Regions from separate parts of the Homo sapiens genome. Here region 1 is linked to region 2. A link is an interaction called in ENCODE POLR2A ChIA-PET data of the cell type or tissue named here. Cell type or tissue: GM12878. All regions are shown on one strand. Links, peaks and the distances in the headings refer to the core of each region. The heading gives the core; the rest is flanking DNA.

The links. Peaks named below come from ENCODE experiments on the same cell type or tissue, not always from the same donor. Only the 100,000 strongest peaks of a DNase experiment are listed, where the experiment ranks them.
Region 1: POLR2A ChIA-PET joins it to region 2 with 5 read pairs; 1 of 35 experiments calls an interaction of 5 or more read pairs at or near these places.

Annotation. Positions count from the first base shown.
Region 1 is chr15:50,551,135-50,554,057 of GRCh38, reverse strand. No RefSeq gene overlaps it. Among named protein-coding and RNA genes, the nearest start is that of USP50, 5.9 kb to the right of the region's middle. RefSeq lists an enhancer at 2,417-2,923. In GM12878, for the core only: no CTCF peak of the experiment used is centred there; a DNase peak (open chromatin) is centred at 1,584.
Region 2 is chr15:51,724,848-51,727,770 of GRCh38, reverse strand. It overlaps LYSMD2 (LysM domain containing 2), which reads left to right. Exons shown (of 3, transcript NM_153374.3): 2 at 2,650-2,923. Among named protein-coding and RNA genes, the nearest start is that of LYSMD2, 11 kb to the left of the region's middle. RefSeq lists a silencer at 1,299-1,358. In GM12878, for the core only: no CTCF peak of the experiment used is centred there; a DNase peak (open chromatin) is centred at 1,233; H3K27ac peaks cover 716 bases.

The DNA.
Region 1 (2,923 bases), core at 314-2,813, 1.2 Mb after region 2:
CTGTAACCCCACCATTTAGGGGGACTGAGGCTGGAGGATCGCTTGAGACCAGGAGTTCCAGATCAGCCTGGGCAACATATTGAGACCTCATCTCAACAAAAAAGTTAAAAAAAAAAAAAAATTCAAAATGATGGAAAACGTGGGAAGAGTTGGAAGTACAGAGAATAATCCAAGTTGTCAATAAGTTGTCAGTAGTTTGTAAGCTATATGAGAGTGAATACTAGTATTTTTTTCAGTATTATACCCCTAGCATGATGACTGGCACAAAGTAAATACACGTTTTCTGGATTAATAAATGAGATACCATAGCTTTTTGTGTTTTGGGGGTTTTTGTTTTGTTTTGAGACAGGGTCTCACTCTCGCCCAGGCTGGAGTGCCGTGGTGTGATCTTGGCTCACTGCAATCTCCGCTTCCCAGGCTCAAGCTTGAGCCTCCCAAATAGCTGGGACCACAGGCGCGCACCACCACACCCAGCTGATATTTTTCTATTTTTCTGTAGTGATGGGGTTTCATTTTGTTGCCCAGGCTGGTCTCAAACTCCTGGGCTCAAGCAATATACCCACCTTGGCCTCCCAAAGTGTTGAGATTGCAGGTGTGAGCCACCATGACCGGCCACAATAACTGTTTAATAAAGGTTCTAGAATAAAAACGCTAGAAGGAAGGAAATAACCCACTAAATGCCACGTTTTGTGATTCTGCAAGTAAAGAAAGAAAAAGTTTACAGGGAACAGATTGACATCAAAATTCTCACATGGTAGGCCAGGCGTGGTGGCTCACACCTGTAATTCCAGTACTTTGGGAGGCTGAGGTGGGAGGTTCGCTTAAGCCCAGGAGTTCGAGACCAGCCTGGGCAACATAGTGACACCTTGTCTCTACCAAAAAAAAAATTAGCGAGGCGTGGTGGCACACACCTGTAGTCCCAGCTGCTCTGGAGGCTGAGGTAGGAGGATTGCTTGAGCCTGGGAGGCAGAGTTTGCAGTAAGCCGTGTTTGTGCCGCTGCACTCCACCCTGGGTGACGGAGTGAGACCCTGTCTCAAAAAAAAAAAAAAAAAAAAAAAAAATTCTTATCTCCTGTATCTAAGAGGCAGCAAAACAATGTTGTTAGGGGAAAGAGGGAGAAAGTTGAATCCAGTCAGGTGATGGCGCTCGCAGAAAGTCTACTTCCCATGCTTTTTCTTGGAAAATGTTAAGGATATCTTCAAAGAAAAAGAATCTAAGAAGACACAACGTAAAAAGAGGCACAGAAGTAAACAATGGTGTATGAAATACACAAATTTAAATGCTTACTGACAAATTTTTTTTGTTTTATTTATTTTACTTTTATTTAATTTATTTATTTTTGTTTGTTTGTTATTTTAGAGATGAGGTCTCACTGTGTTACCCAGGCTGGTCTTGAACTGACTTCAAGCAATCCTCAGTGCCTCAGCCTCACAAAGTGCTGGGATTACCAGTGCTAGCCACTGCATCTGGTCACAAATGTTTTTTGAAAAATGTAAACTAGAATGAGATTTTTTAAAATATTGAAAGTGATTCAGGGGAAGATAGTAAAAGCACATTAAAGGTTTCGTTTCTATTTGGGAAAAATTATGGTTATTTTTGACATTGAAAGGTAATTCTAAATACGGGTAACCCTTGCTATCTTCACTTTCACTATGTGAGCTCAGGAACTACATAGATTAACGTACATTTTCACACAGACTCGTGGCATCCAGAGTTTAGAAACCAAATAGGTTGGGATAAAACAGTATTCTTTGCTATTCAAACCTTAGACCCAAATAGATTAAGGTAACAGGTTACTTTTATTTTTTTTTTAATATTTAAAGGAAATAAATAGAATATAGAAACAATACACTTCTTGGCCATTAGAAGGAAATAAAAAAGTTGGAGGGGAAGGAGAGGATTTTTACAAAGTAATCCACTAGGGCCAGGAGTGGTGGCTTACGCCTATAATCCCAGCTACTTGGGAGGCTGAGGCAGTAGGATAATTTGAGCCTGGGAGTTCAGGATGTGCCTAACAACATGGCAAGATGCTGTCTCAAAAACACACACACACTAACAGGAAGACCAGGCCCCAGGTCCCTTTCATCCTCATTCATTCATAATTTAGTCTAAAATCCATTAGGTTTCAGACCAATCATAGGTGTTCATGTTGGGAGGCAACAGTGACCTGGTGGGGGGTGTCAGCAAAGCAGGGTGAGGATAGTGCTTGTGTGTTGTGTAAAGAGGGGAGTGGGGTTGATGTCAGCAGCGACAGGAGATTAGTTATATGCAGAGGGGTTGATCAAATAAGGAAATACATTGAGGACAATGGGAAGTGCCTCTCTGTTGGAGATGGGGTTGTAAATATGTAAAAGGGAGGAAACTAGAATAAATCCTGAAATGTAGGTTTGGAATTGGAATTACTGGCATGAATTCATGGTTCCCAAAATATCAAGATGTATTCAGTATGGTAGTAATACTGAAAAAAAAATGTAGAGAGATATACCTATGGATGTGGATGTATGTATGCATAGAGGACCTGGAAGCAGCAACGCTGTAATAACATGAGTATACCCAGCTCCCAGATCTTGGTTTCTAAATACCATTCTTCACTAAAAGGAACCAGGGCTCGGAGAAACACCTGACTTCAGGATTGGGGCAGGAATGGTACTCTAGAAGATCTTGCTGTGCCAAACAAAGGAAGTGCTCAAAGAACAATAAGGACATGTCAAATGGATACAGAAGACATCTTGAAGGGCTTCCTGCAGGCTAATCTTGAGACCATTTGAACATCTAAAATAAATCATGGCCAGGTGCGGTGGCTCACACCTATAATCCCAGCACTTTAAGAGGGCAAAGTGGTTGAGCTTGAGACCAAGAGCTCAAGACCAGCCGGGGCAACATAGTGAAACCCCCGTCTCTACAACAAAATTTAAAAATAGC
Region 2 (2,923 bases), core at 268-2,767:
GGAAGCTTGTGGACCAGTTATAGTGAGTCACTTGTGCAGCAGTATGTACAGAAGCCAGGGGGAGCCTAGCCCTTCACTGCCTGTGGACTCCCTGACTGCACACAGCCTCTGAGTCTGTCACCTTGTCTAGTCCTCTGTAGGCCCCTTGCCTGGCCTTGATGGCCCATTGTGCTCTGTATGATAGATGTATCTGTCAGCATTGCAGCAGAATACAGATAACACTCTCAGAGGATGTGGCCGAAGAGAGTTTAATAAAGGGACATTTACTGAATGTGGGCATAGTTGAGGGAACCAACAAGGGAAGTTGAAGCACCCAGAGACTAGCAATAGCAGGGAGACATTACCCCTAGGCCTGAAGGGCCAAGGGAACACTGGCAAGATCTGGAGCCTTGGATCTGGGACTCCTGATAGGAACTCTCACCAGAGAGGAATGCAGCCACTGGTTATGGTAAGGTCGTTCTGCTGCTGTTTGAAAACCAACTGGAATTCCAAGGACAAGGGGACCTGGGTAATGCCGTTCTTAAAAAGTCAGCCTCCTAGGGTTTAGAATAAGCCCAAGAAGAGTGGAGGAATGGATTGGGAGGGGAGAGTGGGTTTGAAAGGAGAATAAGCAGCACGACAGATAACTTACTACCCATTTCTGATTACTTCATCTTCCATGCCCACTCCTCTGACCTGCGTTAATTCATCCATCCATCCATCCTTCCATCCACCTGTCCATCCATCCTAAGCACTTAGTGTGTATGAGATCTTTGTCAGACCAGGAAGGCTATAGCAATAACCAGTTCTTGCCCTCAAAGAATTAATAGTGTACTCTTGCAGTTCCTAGCTCTGCTCAGCAGTTTGGATCCTGGTCCCATCTGTTTCTGTCTTCCATCATTATTCCCAGGAAGCAATGACTATTAGCAGTCGTAGTCCCCTTCTGATAAGCATTTCAAAGGGCACTGTATCAGCAAGAGCTCTTTCAGCTACAAGTGACAGAAAACCTAACTCAAATTGGCCTAAACAAAAAACAAACTCCAAGTGGAGTTTAGTGGATCTTGGAACTGAGCATGTTCTGTCTTCAGGCTGTGATCCAGAAGTTCAAATGCTCACCTCTAAGGTGACTCCAGTATCAGATTCCACAAGGTGCCAGGATGACTGCCAGCATCTCCAGCCTATCTCCTTCCAGCAGAAAGCAGTAGAGAACTCTCCCCTCGACTACCGTCCTGCAGGAGTCTCTTTGCATGTCTGAATGATTCTGTCATGGGTCTGTGATCTATCACAAAAGCCTGTGATGCTCCCCAGGGCAGGAATGAGTCATATGCTCACTCTGGAGCCAGGGGAGGGCTTAGTGTCATTGGAAGCCTATGCACTAAGAGAGATAGAGCAGCTGGATGCTTGGGGGCAAGATCTAGGGGTCCTAAAGGCGAAATAGCAATAGGTATACCTGAACCTGCTACGGGCAAAGTGTCCAAGTTATTAACCCTTTCAAACCTGAACTAGACCAGAGATACTTGGGGTTTTTAGATTTTAATTTTGTCTCTAAAAGGCACCTGCCCATGTTTATGTTCTCTTTCTCCCCTTAAACTAGAAACGAGAACACAAAAGACCATCCTTTTTAAAAATCTCATTCCTTTAATGGAGTATCTTTAGAAGAAAAAAGAAAGCTTTACATGTACTATTTGCATGGAATCAGCTTATAACAAAGCAGGATGAACAGGGTCCACTTAGTTGACTGTTGTTTTTGCAGGCTTTTTGAAGTAGAAATACAATTTTTTTGTTTTTACTCAGAATTCATTTGGCATTAAAGGCTCCCCATAATGTGATTTCATTAGTTGTGTACTTTAATTCAGATGTTGTACGGACTTCGGAGTCAGACAAAAATCCCATTTTAAACATTTAAAGAGCCATATGTACTTGGTCAAATCTACCATCTCTTTTGTGTTTTGATTTCTTCATCGCAAAGTGGAGAGTAGTAAGTACCATCCACTGCCAGACACTCTAATCACTACTTTCTCTCTCTCTTTCCATATAGATATATATGGGAATATATGTATAGAATGTACATATATTTTTATATATTCTCTCATATATATATATTTCCTTGATGTGAGTGGGTATATAAGCTCTCATTTAATCCTTGCAACAACCCTGTGAAAGGTAGATGGTACCTGTTTTACACATGAGGAGAAAGGATCAATGATATAAGTAACAAGCTCATGTTCATACAGTAACTGTATTTACTAAGTACAGTTCTAGAGACATGGGAAGCACTTCATAAGTAAAACAGCAGCAATGGTAAGTTTAAAAAAAATCAGATAATAGAAATGTTAAAACAAGAATGGAATTTATTAAGTGCTAAAAATTTTACATTTTTAAACTTCAGAGATTTAAGTCCACTGATGTTAAAAGCTGCCTTGTAGTAGAAATAGTATAATGTGGAAAAATTAGTCTGTCCTTTTTAAAAATTGGGAAACAATTCTCCAACATCTCTTGAAATAACTAGAGATATCTGGGGAGGTTACCAAACCTGAATGAAGAGTCTCAAATCCCAAGAAAGCATTGTGTACATTTTGCTTATGAATATTGGTAGTTCTGTATTGTATAATAAATCTTACTCCTTGACTTGGTTATATGTAATTCTGTGTCTCCTTTTTTATATTTTAGATGGAACAGATTAAAAGGGCCAATAAACTGTTTACCAATGATTGTATATTTCTGAAGAAAACTTTGAACATCCCAGTTATATCAGAGAAGCCTTTGTTGTTTAATGGACTTAACTCCATTGATTCTCCAGAAAATGAAACTGCTGATAACAGTTTTTCTCAGGAAGAGGAGCCAGTGGTGGCCGGGGAAGACCTCCCTCCTCCCAGTCCTCAAGAATCTGATGTTCAGCCTGTGCAGCCTGAGGAAGTGTCAGCCAGAGATTTCCTGCAGAGAC